Linked DNA regions of Homo sapiens: region 2 is linked to region 1. Evidence: chromatin loops called from intact Hi-C (ENCODE). Cell type or tissue: gastrocnemius medialis. All regions are shown on one strand. Links, peaks and the distances in the headings refer to the core of each region. The heading gives the core; the rest is flanking DNA. Region 1 overlaps CAB39 (calcium binding protein 39). Region 2 has its middle 32 kb from the start of LINC01907.

The links. Peaks named below come from ENCODE experiments on the same cell type or tissue, not always from the same donor. Only the 100,000 strongest peaks of a DNase experiment are listed, where the experiment ranks them.
Region 2: it touches region 1 in a loop (5-fold over the local background); 11 of 110 quality-filtered maps call a loop at or near these places.

The regions. Positions count from the first base shown.
Region 1 is chr2:230,793,048-230,803,701 of GRCh38, reverse strand. It overlaps CAB39 (calcium binding protein 39), which reads right to left. Exons shown (of 9, transcript NM_016289.4): 4 at 10,371-10,489; 5 at 4,805-4,973. Among named protein-coding and RNA genes, the nearest start is that of ITM2C, 67 kb to the left of the region's middle. RefSeq lists an enhancer at 9,227-10,426. In gastrocnemius medialis, for the core only: CTCF peaks have their summits at 4,491 and 4,690 (motif pointing right); a DNase peak (open chromatin) is centred at 5,684; H3K27ac peaks cover 1,049 bases.
Region 2 is chr2:230,662,741-230,673,394 of GRCh38, reverse strand. No RefSeq gene overlaps it. Among named protein-coding and RNA genes, the nearest start is that of LINC01907, 32 kb to the left of the region's middle. RefSeq lists enhancers at 4,288-4,427, 4,628-4,847, 5,228-5,307, 5,328-5,377, 5,418-5,897 and 4 more. In gastrocnemius medialis, for the core only: no CTCF peak of the experiment used is centred there; DNase peaks (open chromatin) are centred at 4,225, 4,534 and 5,774; H3K4me3 peaks cover 429 bases; H3K27ac peaks cover 2,500 bases.

The sequences.
Region 1 (10,654 bases), core at 3,579-6,078:
ACATCCCTTGTAAGTTGCACTCCTAGGTATTTTATTCTCTTTGTAGCAATTGTGAATGGGAATTCAGTCATGATTTGGCTCTCTGTCTGTTATTGGTGTATAAGAATGCTTGTGATTTTTGCACCTTGATTTTGTATCCTGAGACTTTGCTGAAGTTGCTTATCAGCTTAAGGAGATTTTGGGCTGAGATGATGGGGTTTTCTAAATATACAATCATGTCATCTGCAAACAGGGACAATTTGACTTCCTCTTTTCCTAATTGAATACCCTTTATTTCCTTCTCTTGCCTGATTGCCCTGGCCAGAACTTCCAACACTATGTTGAATAGGAGTGGTGAGAGAGGGCATCCCTGTCTTGTGCAACTTTTCAAAGGGAATGCTTCCGGTTTTTGCCCATTCAGTATGATATTGGCTGTGGGTTTGTCATAAATAGCTCTGATTATTTTGAGATACGTTCCATCAATACCTAGTTTATTGAGAGTTTTTAGCACGAAAGGCTGTTGAATTTTGTCAAAGGCCTTTTCTGCATCTATTGAGATAATCACATGGTTTTTGTCTTTGGTTCTGTTTATGTGACGGATTATGTTTATTGATTTTCGTATGTTGAACCAGCATTGCATCGAAGGGATGAAGCCCACTTGATCGTGGTGGATACTCTTTTTGATGTGCTGCTGGATTCAGTTCGCCAGTATTTCATTGAGGATTTTCGCATTGATGTTCATCAGGGATATTGGTCTAAAGTTTTTTTTTGTTGTGTCTCTACCAGGCTTTGGTATCAGGATGATGCTGGCCTCATAAAATGAGTTAGGGAAGATTCCCTCTTTTTCTGTTGATTGGAATAGTTTCAGAAGGAATGGTACCAGCTTCTCCTTGTACCTCTGGCAGAATTTGGCTGTGAATCCGTCTGGTCCTGGAGTTTTTTTGGTTGACAGTCTTTTAATGATTGCCTCAATTTCAGAGCCTGTTATTGGTCTATTCAGCGATTCAACTTCTTCCTGGTTTAGTCTTGGGAAGGTGTATGTGTCCAGGAATTTATCCATTTCTTCTAGATTTTCTAGTTTATTTGCATAGAGGTGTTTATGGTATTCTCTGATGGTAGTTTGTATTTCTGTGGGATCGGTGGTGATCTCCCCTTTATCATTTTTTATTGCGTCTATTTGATTCTTCTCTCTTCTTTTTTATTAGTCTTGCTAGCGGTCTATCAATTTTGTTGATCTTTTCAAAAAACCAGCTCCTGGATTCACTGATTTTTTGAAAAGTTTTCTGTGTCTCTATCTCCTTCAGTTCTGCTCTGATCTTAGTTATTTCTTGCCTTCTGCTAGCTTTTGGATGTGTTTGCTCTTGCTTCTCTAGTTCTTTTGTGATATTTGGGTGTCAATTTTAGATCTTTCCTGCTTTCTCTTGTGGGCATTTAGTGCTATAAATTTCCCTCTACACACTGTTTTAAATGTGTCCCAGAGATTGCGGTAGGTTGTGTCTTTGTTCTCATTGGTTTCAAAGAACGTATTTATTTCTGCCTTCATTTCGTTATTTACCCAGTAGTCATTCAGGAGCAGGTTGTTCAGTTTCCATGTAGTTGTGTGGTTTTGAGTGGCAGAAACCATCTCTTTAGACATACTTTCTAGAACCTTACACAGGCACAGTCTGGTGAGGCTACCTTCTTTTATTCTAGAACATTGGAAACATTTTTGGCTTTCTAATGCCCCTCTCCATCTCCTTAATTCCTCAAAAAAGAAAAAAAAATTTACAAATATTTGGCCATCTGGTTTACTATCTGAGCATCCATTTATTCAAGCTATGAATTTTGGACATATTTAGAGCATTTTTTTTTTTTTAAACAGAGTCCCACTCCGTCGCCCAGGGTGGAGTGCAGTGGAGTGATCTCGGCTCACTGCAACCTCTGCCTCCCAGGTTCAAGGGATTCTTATGCCTCAGCCTCCTGAGTAGCTGAGACTATAGGCGCATGTCACCACAACTAATTTTTTGTATTTTCAGTAGAGACGGGGTTTCATCATGTTGGCCAGGCTGGTCTCAAACTCCTGACCTCAGGTGATCCACCCACCTCAGCCTCCCAAAGTGGTGGGATTACAGGCGTGAGCCACCATGCCTGGCCTAGAGCAGTTCTAATTTCCTTTAAAGACTCAGCACCTGTTCCAGGGCTATGGATGAGCCACATGTTTGGAAATTTTTGTGTGCAGAGCACGTTTTCTGGGAGGGCGCTCTTGCCACATTCTCAAAGGAAAGCATGAACCATAGATCTATTCTTCTTTTCCATTATAAGAATATGCTCTGCAAACAGGAGACTAGCAGCAAGACAGGAGAGGAGCAGCAACGTGTCCCTCCTTGTCAGCGCCTCTGGTGTGCAGCTGTAAGGCTGTTCCTGCTGGTCTTCCTTTCTTCCCTGACTGGAGTTTCTTTCAGGGAGGAGTAGGAAGGTGACTTCCACCTGTCTGCTAGTTTAGCTACCCTGAAATTATGATGGGAGGTCTGTCCTCTCTTTCACATGTTGTCTTGGCTGTAGACTCTGCTTAATTTTGTTTCTTGGAGAACCCTCTTTTGGGGGGCCTCTCCTCTCAGCTCCTTCCTTTCCATGCAATAAGGAGCACCTGAGATGCACAGTCCAGGCCAGCTCCCCAGTGCTCTCTCTTCCAGAGCTCACCCTTAGGACACTACCTTGTTTTATGAAGCTTCCTCTTTATCAAGTAGGGGTGACCTGCCTGGCTGCCCAGTCTCCCTCTCTGGCCACCATGACCTGATAGGGCTGCTTTACCCATAGCGATCCATCACTGCCATTTTCTCCTTGGTGAGAATTATCAAAAGAAGTAACCCTAACTGAAATGAAATTATCAGCCAGGCCAGACGAGACTCACTGCAAATCCCATTTCCAGCACATAGTCAGTACATCTCTCTCACCTCTGAGCCACCTTTGCCATCTGTGCCAGAAGCATGTCAACCACATCCTGACGGGGTCAGGGGTCTTGCTGCATTCTCCCACACCACTGCTGCTCAATCCTCTTCCTTCACCCTCATGTGGCCAGAGTACTGCCACCCTCAGGCTCCTGGCTGTCCTTCCACACAGGGGAATCTCTCTTTGACACATGGTGCTGCTACACCGCCCTTCATGGCAGGTCTGCTACTTCTGAATGGGACATACCCTTCCACCGATGCATTATAAGCATGAGTCCTAGCCCACCAACTGTGGTGACACCTAAGACATCATATTGATCACTCTATGTTATAATCTCAAATTCATTTTGTTTTGCTTTGTACACCTACATACAAATATCTGGGTCCTCACCTGAGGCTTTCAACTCCCTCTTTAAGAGTTTTGGGAAATAAATTCCTGGGGAGCTCTCATACTATGACCTGATTCTCATTCAATAAATCCCTGGGGGCCTTATGACCTGATTCTCATTCAAGGTAAAACCCTAATGATCAGGTCCCCAGGTTTCATCCTATCTTTAGGGCATTCATTCACTCTGAGGTGGGACATATTTCACCCAGAGACCAAAGTGTGTGCTCATTATTTCAGGGGCTTTTCATAATCATGAAAATGAACCCTCAGAAGAAAGGTGGCCACTTCTCACTGTGATAGTGTTCATGGTTTCTGAGCATGGTCGTCTGCATATCAGTATGCTAAATACTGGTGTGTATATATGTATTTTCTTTGGGCTGTGTGTGTGTGTGCGTGTATACATTTTTTTTTTTTTTGAGATGGAGTTTCGCTTTTGTTGCCCAGGCTGGAGTGCAATGGTGTGATTCTCGGGTTACCACAACCTCCGTCTCCTGGGTTCAAGCGATTCTCCTGCCTCAGCCTCCCGAGTAGCTGTGATTACAGGCATGCGCCACTACGCCCGGCTGATTTTATATTTTTAGTAGAGACGGGGTTTCTCCATGTTGGTGAGGCTGGTCTCGAACTCCCGACCTCAGGTCATCCGCCCGCCTCAGCCTCTTAAAGTGCTGGGATTACAGGCACGAGCCACTGCGCCTGGCAAGTATTGGTTTATATTAAAACAGTTCTAAATATTTATTCATAAGGTTAGGCAATTTATATAAGGGAATGTAACCTACAAACGCTTGCTCTCATTGTAAAAGACTCCTGCTTTATTCATAGATTGTAAACAGCATAGAACCTTGTAACTCAAAACAAGAATCTGCACGTTGTACAGTGCTGTCACATCATGTATGTATTTAATTTATACAAATATACACCAAGGGAGGAAAGGTAGATGGGGGAGCGGGGAAGATACATTATGATTTGAATAGTGTGGGTGATTCTGTCCACGCTCTACATTTAATCGACATGATCCAGTGTGAGCAGAGATGGGAGAGGTGAATCCACTGTTTCCTCGGGCCTGTCCACAATGTGAGTATCTCTGTCCTGAATGTGGTCCTAATATTTCATGAAGTGTATATTCCAAATTAACATAAACCTGAACAGAAGCCAACTACTTCATCTGGTGCTTAACCAAAGAAACTGCTACACAATGTTTCAAACACAGGAGAAAACCTGGTTGTTACATATGCTGTACAGTATACCATACTTAATTATAATTTAACAGCAAAGTAGAATTTTGACCACACAGGACTTTTGTCTTTTAGATAGACTTTAGAATCTAACTTTTCCACCCTTTTAAAGCTGTGACTTTACTGCATATACCTCTATCACACAAACATATACAAAATGTATCTTTCTCTTCCCACTAGAGGGCAGCCACGTGTAGATTTAGGAGGGCAATGAAGGTTTAGAAAAACAGCACACCTCTGACTTTCAAGGATATTTAGAATTCTACAGTTTTTGTTACCTTGAATGTGGCAAATGCATCTGAAGCTATGTCAAATGTTGACATTTCGACATATCTGAAGAAATCATAAAACTGTTCCGACCACAAAATGATTTTTGCAAGTGGTTCATGTCTGATGCATTCTCTTAACATTATTCCACAATTTAGAGCTATTTCTGGAGATTCATACCTGCAAAAACAAAAAACCAAACAAACAAACCAAACATGATTGCTTTTTCAAAACTCCAACACTGAACAGTTCAAACTTTCAGGCCAAAGACAGTTTTCAGACATGTATCCTAACTAAATGACCATCGCAGATTACAGAAGGTATTTCAGTCGGAGCAGAGCATGTGCTCAGGTAAACTGACTCCAGAGTGCAAACACACACTGGTTGGTGATGACCGCCTTAAACCAAAGAAAAATAGCCATACGAGTGACTGTGTGACTAAAGGTTCATTATTTAAGCTGAAAGATTTCAAGAGAAGTATTTCGGGTCATACCACTCCATACAGGGGTTAGCTTTTACAGATGGTGCTCTTGACACTCAGAAAAACCAAAAGCTAAATCAAAAAACAGAAAACAAAATATTTCCCCAAATTCAGAATATCTAAATAGGTCTACAAACATATAGAATTTATACCTTGTTGTTTCAATTCAATACTCAAGATAGTACTTGGAGACTCTCAGCCACATGTAAACACTACCAAGCTGATAAGCCTCCTCCTGAGGACTTCACAAAGTGTCCCCATCAGAGAGCCCAGGGGCCACAGAGCAGGCAGACCCCCCTCATCAGCTCTCTGCACACAGCCTTCCCTATGCTCATCTCCATGTCTCTGGCTTCTTCCTTCCCCGCCATTAGAGAGACACCTCTCAGCCAAGCAAGAGGCATTTCCCCTTCAGATGTGCACAAGCCCTCTGACTGGACTCTTCCGCCCCCTCAAACACATCGCTCTCTTCTACTTCCTCTCAAGCTGCATGCACTGGCTTTCTTTCCACCTCACATTCTCCTCTAGTCATATTCCATTTCCCAACACACTAGTGAAATAACGGGCCAGCAAAGATTCCCTCTTGGCTAAATAGAGTCTTCTACTCAAGTGTCCTGACAGTGCTGTAAAAAACCAAAATAAAACCTTTCATGTTCTCCTTTCTATCTCTCTGACTGTTCCCATTTCTTGCCTGGCTGAGGTCTTCACCTGTTGCCTACAGCCTGCTAATGAAAGCCCATACAATCTCATGGCTCCCACCATGACTACTAACCCCACCTCCATGTCTACTCCTGAATTAGTTAGGCATTTTCTGTTGCCTCTGGACAACTTCCGTTAAAGGGCTACCATAAACTCAACGTGTCTCAAATCAAATCTCATCCCCCTCCATAAAATCACCCCCACCCCCCTGCTTCCTCATTTCTATAATTTGGCATCATTATTTTGTTTCAGTTACCCAGTTCTAAACCAGGTCTAACAGAAATTTCCATGTTCTGTATCTGTGCTGTTCATTATGGTGAGATTGGCCACATATAGCTACTGAGCACCTGAAATTTGTCTAGTGTGACTGTGGGGTTGAATCATAAATATTATTTAATTTCAATTAATTACATGTGGTTAGTAGCTACTATATTGGACAGCCCAGTTCTAAACCTTTCCTTCTTTACTCCAAATCTTCCCAACTTCAATGTCAGGCTTCAAAAGCCTTCAAAGGCTTTTAAAAATATTTTTCTGATTATCTTAGTTTCATTTCCTTTTATTCATTCCCACTGCTACATTAATTCATACCTGGACAATTGGAAATGATTCCTAGCCAGCACCTTTGTTCAAGCTCTGTCATAATAAATCTACCCAACACACAAGTGTATCAACAGCATTTCCAGCTTGGGAGCTTAAAATGATTTCTTCTAGCTAATCAAATAAAGACAAACTTCTGGACTTAACTATCCAGTCTTCCTCTTATTAGATCTCCTGTTCTAGCACAATGTCACCTCCCAACCTGCCACACAACTTTCAAATTCTCTCCTTATTGCTGCCAATCATGTTATGTTCATTCCTGCCCCTGTACCTTTGTTCCCAGTCATATGCCATTAGGATGCCTTCTCTCTTTTCTGCCTGTGTAAATTCTAAACTACTAGGAACTCCCATCTTAAGTCCTATTCCTTTTATCAACCCTTGCCTTATTAACCCAAACCACATTTTATCCTCTGAAATCCTGTAGTACTCATTTGTTATCTAGTAGTGGTGTCCTCTTACACATCACAGATCCTCAACAAGATAAAACCACACTCCTTGGCATCAGTGGAGGCATGCAGCTAGAATGCTGACCGGCTCTTACTTGATGGAAATATCTGCTCACAAAATGGCTGATCATACAATTCATCTTTGCTGAGCTTTAGAAGGCAGGAAAGACAAGGGTAAGACAGTTTGGTACAAGTTGAACAGGTTTTGATGGAGGCTTGTCAAGCTTGTCTAAACGATTAAACCATAAACCAGTAAATACAAGGCAAACAGTTATGCTGTATAACCTGTGAGCACTAGAGTGAACAGCATACTAACATGTAAATTGCCAGTAAAAAAAAAATCGCCTCCAAATGTAGTCTAACACTAGCAATACGACTTCAAATGCATGCTAGTATTAGCAGCATGGCCCCGCAAATAAATATCTAACAGAAGTACTCACAGCCTAAGAAGATAATCACACTGTATGGAAGCAGTCTAAATTAATTAACAAAAGTACAAAAATCTTAAAATGCAGTTCACAGCGCTCCTTCAAGAAACAGCTGTTTCCAGGTCTGGCAGGACTCGTACAAAATGAGCAAGATGGTCATCCTACGCCAGAAAGCAAGGAAGCAATCACAGACTGATGGGGTCTTGCCAAAACAACACAGAAGGCAACTTGAAGGAGTTCCCAAGGGCCAAAGATGGGGCAACTTGGACACAAGAAAGTAATGACTGGAATGGATTGAGACATATCAAATATAATTTTTAAAAAGACAAAAACGTGAGTTTATAATGATCCTTAAAACAACTCAATACTTATCTAAGGAAGTGGCCAGGTCATCAACTGATTATACTAAAAAAAAAATACCTGATTATACTAAAAAATGAGACTATTTTGGGATAACTAAGTCATCAAGGAAGAAGGGTTCTTCTTTATAGAAACAATTTAATTATATGAAGAAGAAATAACAGAATCAGGAAACTGCCATTCTGAATCTAGGCAATGATTCTCAATGGAAACTAAAACCAGGAGGTGAAAGGTCAATGAGAATTTTGTAATGGACAGATTACAGACTGAGGACACCTGCATCCACCGGTCAATCCGAACATCACCAGAAATGGGATAACCAGTGCCACCCAATATGAAGCACACAGCACCATCCATGAACTTTTGCCCCCCTCAAAGTGAATCCGAATCTAATAAAAAAAAGCCAGATCTAACTATCTACCAGTTAAATCACTAGCAGATAGTGGAACATGTTACAGAAGCAACAGGAATGCCAAGTCTAAAATATATGATTTTTCTACAAAACAAACAATCCAGGCTTCAACAAAGAGATGGCATAATATTAACTATTATAGATTAAAAGAGAGCTCAGAGTATTAACCAAATTCAGTTTGTGGGCCTTGTTTGGAACTTTTTTTTTTTTTTGGAAATCAAGTCTTGCTCTGTCACCCAGGCTAAAGTGCAGTGGCGCAATCTCGGCTCACTGCAACCTCCATCTCCTGGGTTCAAGCTATTCTTGTGCCTCAGCCTCCCGAATAGCTGGGATTACAGGTGTGTGCCACCACACCCGGCTAATTTTTGTATTTTTAGTAGAGGCGGGGTTTCACCATATTGCCCAGGCTGGTCTCAAACTCCTGGACTCAAGTGATCCACCCGCCTTGGCCTCCCAAATGCTGGTATTACAGGCGTGAGCCACCATGTCCAGCCTGGAAGTAATATTAAATAAACGAACTGTAAAATGCCATTTTTGTGAAAATTGAGGAAATCTGTAGATTGGGCATTAGACATTAGGTTTGCAAATGGTAACGTAACTGTGTTATACTGTGTTTTGTAATGCGTACTAGGGATGCATACTGAGTGATGTCATGTGTCAGAGGAAAAAGGGGGCAAGGACTAGAGGAACAAGAATGACAGAACATTCGTAACTGTTGAAGCTGGGTTTAGGGTAGGAACCGGTATGTTACATATTCCCTCTAGTTGTACGTATATTTTTCACAACAAAGGAGGTGGGCGGGGCTTCCGGTGGGCCCACCAGTTGCATTCTCCATGCTACTTCCTGGCTGGAAGTGTCTGCTCTGGCCAGCACAGGTGAGAGCTCTAAACTGTAAATTGTATCTCAAAAGTCTTTCTTGACATGCCATTTAACAACATTCATATCATGCCTCTGATTACTCTGAAGTGAAAAATGTCAGCAGAGTTAACTAATGTATTGATTTTAATAATCCTTGGTTTCTATGGAAAAGGAAATATGGGCTTTAAAAACACACAAAGGCACCTGAAAGCTGCTCTAAGATCACCACAATTTCACACTGCTCACTACATGTTTTTACATACAACTCTGAATTGATACAACACAAAATTAGATGCCAAAAGTTCTGTATCCCAAAATCTGAAGAAGTAACACAGATGGTTAGAAATAGAAAGAGGGAAACAGAACGCTGGCGTGCAACACAGGCACTGACTCACACTTTGTCTAAACAAGCTTGAACTTGGGGGAAGTGTTAAACCGCAGAGACGTGAATCAGACTGAGGCAAGCTATAAAGCCAGGAGGAGTAGAGCAAGCTGATTCACACCAACAGTCATGCCAGGAACATGCCTGCCCACCAACTTAATAGAACAGACCACCACCAATGTTGGGACAAACAGATGCACACCATACCCGGGGCTGGCACACAACTCTGGTGTGAAACAGCAGGAGGTTACCTTGCCAGTCAATGAGGCTCAGGGATGAGGGAGAAGGGCATTTGGTTCTATGGTTCGGTTTTCAGGCTTTTTTAAACTGACAAGACTACCCAAACATTAATGCCTGCTTAGACCAGTAGTAATTTCAGGAAGATGCACTGTGAATTACCAAATTATATGGATTAGTAAGTGGACACAGAGAGGTAAAAATCAAAGGACACTACTTCATAAACATGTACTTTGCTGACTCAACAAAGTAAAGCTGTAGAGAATCCATGCTCCATTTAAGAGGCAGCTTTTACTGCCTTACAGCGTGCGTATTATGTCCAAAGGAGATGTCTTTCAATATATAACTTAACTGATACTTCAATGAAATTCAACTTTTTTAAATCCTAGAGAACAGAAATAAGACCACAGAGAATTATTATTTTTTCCTTCAGTCATGCTGGATTTGTGAATTTAAAAGCTCAGAATTCACCTAATTTTAAATTCCCACCTGTAGGGCATTTTCAAATTCAATTTAGCTCACAAGTTGAATTTCAAGGAGGGAAATGTGTTCAAAATCTATGGAAAAATTATCTAACTACAGAGAAAATGCTTCCCACATTCAGCATCCTGTTTTTTTTCCCAAGGCAATCCTTCCTTTATGTTCAACTGAGAATACAAATTTTATTACATTGTACATACCCTTTCAATAACATGAACAAAATATTCTGTTGGGTGCAGATGTATTCAACAGTAGGAGTTCTCGTACCAATTTGTCTTCTGAGAATATTGTTGAAAATTTGAGCCACGTCTTTTTTGCCCTATTAGGAATACAATCATTAACACATTTTCCTGACCAAACATCAAAATGCTCATTCACCCTCCCAAATGAACTCGAATAAGGCCATTGTACTTATTGTTATGACTGAATATCTGACTTTAACACATTCATAGACATTAAATTATCTCTTCATTTGTAATTCCAA
Region 2 (10,654 bases), core at 3,281-5,780, 130 kb after region 1:
ATAATTTAACATCTGTAACAAAGCCTAAAATTTCCCCAAGCCAATGGAACCCAGGCTAAGGTGGAAGTTCAAGATCTCAATAATATTTTTCAAACTCACTGCACACTTTTCTCATCTATTCTTCATGTACCAGTACAAGGTTCTTGCTCAAAACAACAACAACAAAAGGTTTTCTTTGGCCGTTTGAGAAAAAGAACTGAGATCCCCTCTTTATTCCTTCCTTCATATGTTCTGGATAATGAACCGGTCAAACAATGAAGGCATCTGTTAAGGGCAGTCCTTTGTTTCTTCTTTGTCTCGAGTTCCACCATCCCTGCTTCATTTCTGGCCTCCCCTGTAACCCACACAGCTGTCCTCCGTATTATGGAAGAATGTAGGGTATCTTCCTCTGGTCATCTGCAGTGGAAAAAATATTCCCCTGGAAGACCATGCCAGGATCTCAGGATACAACCTGAGCAACCGAGAGCACACGCCCACTCCACGCAGTTGCTCCCGGGTCAGCAGCAGGAAGGTTAACGGGATACAAACGGGTGGGTCGTAGCATTCCCTTGGACTCCGCCGTCTGGACATTTGCTCAGGGGGATGGATAAAGGAGAAACAAATTACATTTCTTCATACCTGCCTGGATTCACTGAGTATTTATGGAGCACCTGTTGTGTGAAATCCGAGGAGAAGGCTAGAATAGAAAACAGACTCTCGGCCACGCACTGTGCCTCACGCCTGTAATCCCAACGGTTTGGGAGGTCGAGGTGGGAGGATAGCTTGAACTCAGGAGTTAGAGACCAGCCTGGGCAACATGGCGAAACCCCATCTCTACAAAAAATACAAAAATCATCCAGGCATGGTGGCGTGTGCCTGTAATCCCAGCTACTTCAGAGGCTGAGGTAGTAAGATTGATTGAACCGGGGAGGCTGAGGCTGCAGTGAGCCATGATGGTGCCACTGAAGTCTTTTTTTTGGTTTTTGTTTTTTTTTTGAGATGGAGTCTCGCTCTGTCGCCCAGGCTGGAGTGCAGTGGCACGATCTCGGCTCACTGTAAGCTCCTCCACTCGGGTTCACGCCATTCTCCTGCCTCAGCCTCCCGAGTAGCTGGGACTACAAGGCGCCGCTACCAAGCCCGGCTAATTTTTTTTTTGTATTTTTGGTAGAGACAGGATTTCACCATGTTAGCCAGGATGGTCTGGATCTCCTGACCTCATGATCCGCCCGCCTCGGCCTCCCAAAGTGCTGGGATTACAGGCGTGAGCCACCGCGCCCGGCCCGCCACTGAAGTCTTAAGTCTTGCCTGGGCAACAGAGGGAGACCCTGTCTCAAAAAAAAAAAAACCTGTGGGAGTCCACAGGAGGATACAAAGTTCATGCATGAAATAGAACCCTAGGAATGCCAATGTAACCTGCTCCACGCATGGGAGCCTGAAGCATCTTCTCCCTGGCCCCCACCCATCCAATATGCATGGAAAACCACAAAGGGCCCTTGCCCTACAGTCTGGCATCTTAGTGCCTTGAGATTTTTAACCCAGGTTAAAAATTAACCTGTCTTACTTGTTAACTTGTCTACTGAGAGACCAGTTCAGGTCACTACAAATCACCTCTGCTACTTGGTGGCTGTTGTGACTTCTGTTAATCTCTGAGAGCCTTAATTTTCTCATCTCTAAATTAGGAGCTATGCTAGTACTCATACAATAGAGTTTTGTGAAGATTAAATGAGACCTTATTTGGAAGGTGCTTAGCTCAGTTCCTGGCACACCAGGGACTGGCATTCTCTGCCCCATCTTTAGGGGGCTGGAGTCAACCAAGAAACTTTGGCTGCCAGTTGTGAGCCACAGTGGAGAGGAAGATAGTCTTAGGCTAGTATTAGGGAAATAAGACTAACCCACAGGGAAAAATAGAGGACAAATTAACAGCTAATTTGTGATAGTGGTCACAAATGAACTAGAGATTTATGTAAGGAAAGCTGGGAGGACTTGGGTGGCTAAGGAGGTCTCCTCAGAGCAGCTAGAGCAGGTGTTTGATGGGATCAGAGAGATCATCTTGTGGTTAGCTAAAGGCCATTCCTGTGAGGCAGAGTCAGGGCTCATTCAGTTTGAGCCAGCTGCATTGTATTAGTATTCACACTGCCACAAAGATACTACCCGAGACTGGAGACGGGGTAATTTATAAACGAAGGAGGTTTAATTTATGACTCACAGTTCTGCATAGCTGGGAAGGCCTCAGGAAACTTACAATCATGGCAGAAGGGGAAACAGGCACCTTTACAAAACGGCAGGAAAGAAAAGAACAAAAGAAGGAGGAATTTCCAAACGTGTATAAAGCAATCAGATCTCATGAGAATAGCATGGGGGAAACTGCCCCCTTGATCCAATCACAGATCCCTCCCTCAATACCTGGGAATTATAATTCGAGATGAGATTTGTGTGGGGACACAAAACCAAACTATATCACCCATGTAGGCTCAGATGGTGGGCTTTGAAGACTTTCTACTGCCCCAAAGACAAAGTTTGCATTTGAACTTATTAAGCACTTACTATGTGATAAGCATAAATATAGAACAGCTCCAGTTTCTCAAAACATCATTTGGGAAGTATAAATATATGATTTGGAGACTTGCTGTTAAATATGCATCTACAGACTTCTTGCATAGATGTTTGGCAGAGCTGAACGCTTACTTGTTTTTCTGTAATGAGAACCCAATTTAGATATCTTTTCTTTCTTTCTTCCTTTCTTTCCTTCTTTCTTTCTTTCTTTCTTTCTTTCTTTCTTTCTTTCTTTCTTTCTTTCTTTCTTTCTTTCTTTTTTTTTTGAGATGGAGTTTTGATCTTGTTGCCCAGGCTGGTGTGCAATGGTGCCATCTCCGCTCACTGCAACCTCCACCTCCCGGGTTCAAGCGATTCTCCTGCCTCAGCCTCCTGAGTAGCTGGGATTACAGGCATGCATCACCATGCCTGGCTAATTTTGTATTTTTCATAGAGACAGGGCTTTACCATGTTGGTCAGGCTGGTTTCAAACTCCTGACCTCAGGTGATCCACCCACCTCAGCCTCCCAAAGTGTTGGAATTACAGGCGTGAGCCACCACGCCCCACCTGAGACACCACGCCCGGCCTGAGAACCCAGTTTAGAAGTTTATCAGAACAAATCTAAGCTTGGTCTGGTATAATTTTTCTCTGGAATCCCTGACCCTCCCTTATTTTTCTAGTCATGCAAAGCTTCTTTATTTAAAAAAAAAAAAAAAAGTTGTGGGTGTTTTTTTTTTAACTCAATTACCCTTAAACTTGGTCTTGTGGTTATGCAGGAGAATGGACAATTCTTATGAGATGCAGCTGAAATATTTGGGGCTGTGTCGTGATTTATGTAACTCACTCTCAAATGTTTCAAATACAGGTAGACAGAGAACAAGGCAAAATCTAAACAGTCGCTGAACATAGATGAAGGGCTCGTGAGTGTTTGCTGTACTATTCTTTCCATATTTTCTATGTGTTTGGAAATTCTCAAATAAAACAATAGGAAAAACTCATTGAAACATAGGGAGGAAAATGGGGTAAGAGGAGAAAGCCCCCCTTCCCTGCTGGCCTTTTCAGGCTCTAGCCTGGGGCATGTCTCATTTGATGCCTGGAGCTGACGAGTTTCCCCTTTTTCTTGTTATTGGCATACTTCAGGGAGTTCTTCAAAACTTGGTCATTTTGGCTGTTCACCAAAGGCCTCTGATTTCCACTCTCTGTGTGGGGGCCCCTCTCTGCCTCTGGTTGACTTCATTCTCAGCCTGTCGGACTTCCCGAGGCTCCACTAGACTCTGTCCTGGCTGTCATGACAACAGCGGCAGAGTCCCTGGAGAAGGCTGATGGGCGATGGGAAGGCTCTTACATCTAGGAGTTCTAGATGTATGTTTTTTTGGAGGCATGTCCCATAAACCTCGGGAATTCCTGAGCAAGTGCGTGTGTTGGGCCAAGGGCTGGGGAGCTGGGCCAGCGGTCCAGGTCCCTCTCCTCAACAAAAGGAAATGGATTTGTACTGGACTTCTTGAGGAGATCTAATGTCAATCCCAATAAGCTGTCTTCCTGATGGAGTTTCAAGGGTAATTTAAACTCTGAACTCTTTTAACCTTATTTGCTAACTTTAGACCTAACCTGCATGTAGCATGCTGTCACTGTGTAATAAAACGCTCATTCATTCATTCCACCCACACTTACCAAGGGCTTATTTTGAGCTAAGCACTGTGCCAGGGCTGGGGACACAGGGCTGTACTGTGGTTTCCAACCACAGTTACCCCACACACTGAGAAAGGGAGAGCTCTCTTTGTGAGGTGGTGGTCGGGGCAGATTTCCTGGGATGGGTGGGCCTGGGGCAGGTCAAAGAGAAATTGAAATTGGACAGAAAAAGGAGCTTTTTGGAGGGATGAGGGGGCATCATGAGTAAAGACAGCCTCTGCTCCATGTGCATTCTCTGGCATGGTGGAGATTAGTAGGCCTCAGTCAGGCTGAGAAAAACCTAAAATTAGCCTGACCAGCTGGGCCTGGGCTGTGTGGGACTCTCCCTCACCCCCCTTGCCTTCTCAGGTTTCAGAAAGCCCGAGTATGTGCAGGAACAGCATGCTTTGCCCAGGTCGTGGCAGGCAGATCAGGGCACCTGGGGCCGGGCCGGGCAGAGGGTGCAGCTCCCAGCAGGGATGTTGTCTTTTATACGGGTTCCCCAATTCTGCAGGCCTGGCAAGAGGGAAGGGGGAGACTGCCCTTCCCATCTTCTTCTTGATGCCACTTCCTCTTTGGCTTGTTCCTTCCCCTTCCAGATCTGCAAAGCCTGGCAGTGTGGCACTGCCCAGGCCAGCAAACCAGAGACACAGCACGGCAAGCCCCACCAGGGGAAAGAGGCTTGGATGGGCAACTTCCTGGACACTGGGGAGGAGCAACCAGAAAGCCTCATCCTCACCCACTTTACCCTGTTCCACCTTCCTTTCTGATCTAGCCTGAAATTCCCTCCGTTAGTCACCATCAGCAAAACCGCAGAGCATGTGCTATGATCAAGACTTAGAAGTTGTGTGAGAAGCTAATCTCACCTCCAAAGGTGCTGGAGCTGGTCTGAGTGGGTGAGGAGCAGCGGTGCATGGCACCACGTGCATGGTGGTGGGGAAGGTGGGAAAGAGATGGCCAGCCTGGTGGTGCTGGCGGTGGTGGGGGCTGGGCAGCAGGGTGGCCTTTCCCACTTAGTGTCCGTCCCATCCCTACATCAGATATTCATGACTTGTTTCTTCTCCCTAGATGGCACTGTCTGGTACTCTCTGCCTTCTCATCTTCCTCTAGTCTGGGGTCCCTCCTTCTGGGTCACCAACTCCAAGACAGTTTGCAAATGCCAGTCCCCCTATCTGAAACAGTGCTGGAAGTTTCTGGAGCCAGAAGCATTGCTGAGCATGGGTAGTAGGGGCCCAGGAAGGCTTCCAAAGAGATGGGGCTGATGCAGGGCCCCAGAACAAGTTGCCCAGCCTGAGCTCATGGCCACAGTTGCTGTTATTTGCAGTTTTTGGAGTCTTACAATTTGCCCTGCCATGCTAGGCAATGGGTGACCACTGGCCACTCGCAGGCTAGACACCCTCAGATGGGGCCCAGGATTTTAAAATTTGTCAAATTAGATGCCCATTCAAAAACTGGGAGATTTCACGTGAAGTCAGAGTTTCTGACTTCTCTTGAAACATAAGAAGATAGGGCCCCATTTGAGGTGACTAACCAAGCTGGCTTCCTGGGACTCACCCAGTTTAGGCACAGAAAGTACCTTGTCCCAGGAAACCCTGGACAGGCTCCCAGAGCCCTGCAGGGCAACAGTAAACTGGAGTGGACTTGCTCACCCTCTAGGGCTCGTCAGCCCTGTTAGGGGCTAAATTGCACCCTCTTCAAATATGCATGTTGAAGTTCTAACTGCCAGTATCTCAGAATGTGACCTTATTTGGAAAGAGGGTCATTGCAGATGTAATGAGTTAAGATGAGGTCATACTGGAGTAGGGTGGGCCCCTGATCTGACTTCTGTCCTCGAAAAAGGGGAAATGGGAACACAGACACACACAGGGAAGATACCACATGCTGAAGGCAGAGACTGGGTGACGTGTCTCCAAGCCAAGGAATGCCAAAAACGGCCAGCAACCCCCAGAAACTCAGGGAGAGGCCTGGAATGGATCCTTCCCAGTGCTTTTGGAGGGAGCATGGTGCTGCTAACACCTCGATTTCAGGCTTCTGGCTTCCAGACCTGTGAGTCGACACAGTTCCATTGTTCTAAGCCACCCAGTTTGTGTGTACTTCATTACGGCGCCCTAGAAAACCAGTACACGCTCCTACCATGCCCTGCAGTTTTGTCATACATTCACCAGGCCTGCCTGGCCCCAGAGGCATTAGCCTTCTCACTTGCAGAAAATCCCCTGATGAGTTAAGCCAGATGTTGATGAGATCACTCCAGGGGTCCTGAGAGGGAAGGAGAAAGGTGGGTCTGGAGAGCATATGCCCCAGCCCTCAGGGGAGAGAGTGCTGGTGTCCCCAAGCAGCAAGTTCTCCAGTACTCACAGTATCCAGGAGGTGACCAGAGACCTGGGGGTGGGAGACAGGTGGGGCACCTGGGCTGGTACCAGGTGGCCAGCCTTGGCAGAGATCTCCCAAACTGTCGGGGACATTAGGAAACCACACCAGTGAGCTTGGGCAGCAAAGAAGCTGGGGCGACTTTGATGTACAAAAGATTAGGAGCCCTTCTGTGTGTTCAAGGCATCAGAGCCTCCTGGGTTCCGGTGGGTGAAAGGGGAGGTCCCAGTGGAGATGGAAAAGGAAATCTAGGTCAACCTTTCCAAATGACGTTGGCCTTGGAATGCGGTTGATTCAAGGGCAATAAAGAAAGTGTGTTAGGGCTGGGCGTGGTTGCTCACACCTGTAATTCCAGCACTTTGGGAGGCCGAGGTGGGTGGATCACTTGAGGTCAGGAGTTCGAGACCAGCCTGGCCAACATGGTGAAACCCCGTCTCTACCCAAAATGCAAAAATTAGCTGGGCGTAGTGGCGTGTGTCTGTAATCTTAGCTACTGGGCAGGCTGAGGCGGGGGAATTGCTTGAACCCGGGAGTCGGAGGTTGCAGATAGTGCCAAGATAGTGCCACTGCACTCCAGCCTGGGCAACAGAGTGAGACTCCATCTCAAAAAAAAAAAAAGTGTGTTATTTAATCCCCATTATACAAGTAAGGAAACTGAAGCTCGGAGCAGGTAAGGCTCCCAAGCTCACAGTGCTGGAAAGTAGCAGAGCCAAATCTCCCCCAGCCTTGGGTCACTGGAGCGGCTAGTTTCAACAAGGTCACACTGCCGCCGCCCCCACTGCAGTGGGCCGCCATGGGTCTTCTCGGTCAGCACTCACTGCCCGCTGGCTCTGCAAACCTCATTCTCAACCTGCGTTTGAACTGGAAGCTTTCGCTCTGATTCTCTCCCTGTTTCCAGGGTGGGTTTTTTTTTTTTTTTTTTTTTTTGAGATGGAGTCTCATTCTGTCACCCAGGCTGGAGTGCAGTGGTGCAATCTTGGCTCACTGCAACCTCTGCCTCCAGGGTTCAAGCAATTCTCCTTCCTCAGCCTCCCAAGTAGCTGGGATTACAGGCACCCGCTACCATGCAGGCAAATTTTTTTTTGTATTTTTAGTAGAGATGGGGTTTCACCATGTTGGCCAGGCTGGTTTTGAACTCCTGACTTCACGTGATCAGCCCACCTCGGCCTCCCAAAGTGCTAGGATTACAGGCATGAGCCACCGTGCCCGGCCTCCAGGGTGGTTTTAAGAAGGCAAGTCCGTGGGATCTGCCAAGTCATCTCATGCAGAGCGTTCAGGAAGATCATGGTCCCCCTGCCAGTTCCTGCGGTGTTCTTGAGGTCAAATAATATTCTTGTGGTTCGCTCATTCATTCATTCACTCACTCACTCAGCAAGCACTGAGGGAGTACATGAGGGACTGTGGATATGGCAGTGAACTATAGACCTGGTCCCTCCCTCCAGGAGCTTGTAGCACTTTTGTCTGGTGGCAACACGTGGTGTGGAGAAAAGAAAGCTGCTCAGCATGTTAGGGTATGCAGCAGGGTGGAGAGCTGTTGTCATTAACACAGGGAGGTCAGAGGAAGGCTCTGGTAGATGCTAGTGAAAGTCTGAAGGGTAAGGGAGTCAGCCCAGGGCTCCAGGGGGAAGGGCCTCCGAGGCAGAAGGTACCAGAAATGAAAAGGCCCTGAGTCAGGAGCACACTTCCCTGTGGCTGAAGTGATCCTGGGAGTCCACAGGAATCCATGGGAACCTGTGAGCCATCATGGAGATTTGGGAAACACGAGAGGGCTGGTCTGGCTGTGTGATGAGGGTGGTTGGGGCGGCTGGACGTGCAGGAAGGAGAGAGATGTCATGATCTACGTGAGTCGGGACAAAGGATGGACCAGGGTGGTGGCTGTGGAGGCGGGAGGAGCAGTCAGACTCTGGATGTATGTCTAAGGAGGATGAGGGCTTGGATATGGGGAGGAAGAAGGGGAGCCCTAGGTTTTTGGCATTCATCTTCTGGCAGTCTTTCCTTAACTTTCCACCACTAGGGCCAGCCTCTGAGTTCATCCTCACCAGGTTGCTGCGACAGGGAGGGCAGGCTCTGTGTCCTCATGTTTGCCTTTTGCTTTAATCCTCACTCATCTTTACTTGCTTTAGCCCATGGGCTCTGGAATGAGGGGCCCTTGGAGCCCCCCACTTCTGATCCTGAGGTGGGGGGCAGGCAGTAGAAGCTGGAAGGAGAGCCTTCCTTAGCACACAGCCCCACACCCCACTTCCCATCCTTTCTTTTGAAGAGTGGAGGGGGATCCTCTGAAAAGCAGCGATGAGGAGTGCTCCCCCATCCCCACCCCCTCTGCACTGTGCTCCAGCCAAGGCCTGAGAAAGCAGCGCAATGTCAGGGAGACCCAAGGGGTGGTGTGGCAGAGGGTGAGAGAAATGAGACAGCACCTCAGCCTGTGAAAGTGGAGGCTGCGTGGATGCCGGTGCACATAAGTGAGTGGGGAGGGGGAGGGAGAAAATCTTCCCACCACTAGACTGCCCATACCATGCAGACTCAGAGACCTGCAGCCCAGGCTCTGCCCCTCTCAGCTCTGGGCTCTCCTCCCAGTCCTGGGGGTGGCCCTGGGCCAGGGCTGTGATGCACCGCCCACCCTCACTGCACTTGAGCTCAGCTGAGAGCATATGCTGGGCACCTACCCAGTATCTAGTTTCCCCTTCTTCCTTACTAACAGCATCCTGCCTTTGGGGGGTGGCAAGGTGTCCAGCTCAACTACTTCCTTGGATCCTTTGTATGTAGTGGTGGTCATGTTGACCTAGTTCTGCCCAGTGGAATAAGAGCAGGAGTCAGTGGGTGGAAATTTACTTTTTTTTTTGTTTTATTTTTTGAGCTGGAGTTTCACTCTTGTTGCCCAGGCTGGAGTGCAATGGCGCGATCTCAGCTTACTGCAATCTCTGCCTCGTGGATTCAAGTGATTCTCCTGCCTCAGCCTCCCGAGTAGCTGGGATTACAGGCCCCCGCCACCACACCCAGCTAATTTTTTCTCTTTTTAGTAGAGATGGGGTTTTACCACGTTGGTCAGGTTGGTCTCAAACTCCTGACATCAGATGATCCACCCACCTCGGTCTCCCAAAGTCCTGGGATTATAGGCATGAGCCACCATGCCTGACTGGTGGGTGGATATTTAAAAAGAAACAGATTCAACTGGCATGCTCTTTAGCCCTTTCTCTTTGATCTTTGACTTCATCGTTTTCTCCTTCTAACTTTTTGGAAGACAGTTTGGACGCCTGGAGGTGCAGCAGCCATATTCAACCATGAGGGGAAAAGCCAGATGCTAAGTGTGGTGGAGGAGAACAGGAGGAGTCCTGATGTTGGCTGACCCCTAAGCGATGGTACCAGCCCTTGACTGCCAACTCTAAACTTCCTTTTTTGTATGAGACAAAAAAAAAAAAAAAAAAAAAAAAAAAAAAAAAAAATCCCTGTTACTCTAGTTTTTAGTTACATGCAGGTGAACACAGTCCTAATTGATACCCAGGTCATCTCATGCAAAATCTGGTAGCTACTTCTGAAAGCCCAGCACCCACCCCAGCTAGCCTAGGGCAGCCCAGCCCATGGGTGGCTGACCTTGGGCCATGCCTCTACCCTGACCCCACTGCACAGAGGTGATGGCCCGCAGGAGTACAGTGTGTGGGGCACAGGCTCAGAGAGGTTGAGTAACTTGCCCGGCATGGCTCTGCTAATAAAGAGCAGAGTCAAATGTCAGTGTCAGATCTTGTGTCTCAGAGGCACTGTCTCTGCTCTGATATCAGCGTGGGTGGAAGTGGGCAGGGAAATGGGAGTTCAAAGCCCAACAATTCTGATACGATTCCCTAGGAAGAACCATAATAGACCATAGAGCATCTCCTTGAAGGCTTTGCCAAATGTTGCCTCGATGAGGCCTGCTCTGACTACCCTGTTCAAAATGCTGGCCCTCGCTCCAGATTCCCCTTACTCTACTCTGTTATTTATTTATTTATTTGTATAGAACGTACCATCTTTTAGCACACTATATAACTTACTTTTTAGTATGTCTGACATATGATGTCTCTTGCCCCTCCCTCTACCCCCAAAATGTAAACCCCACAGGGACAAAGAATTGGGCTG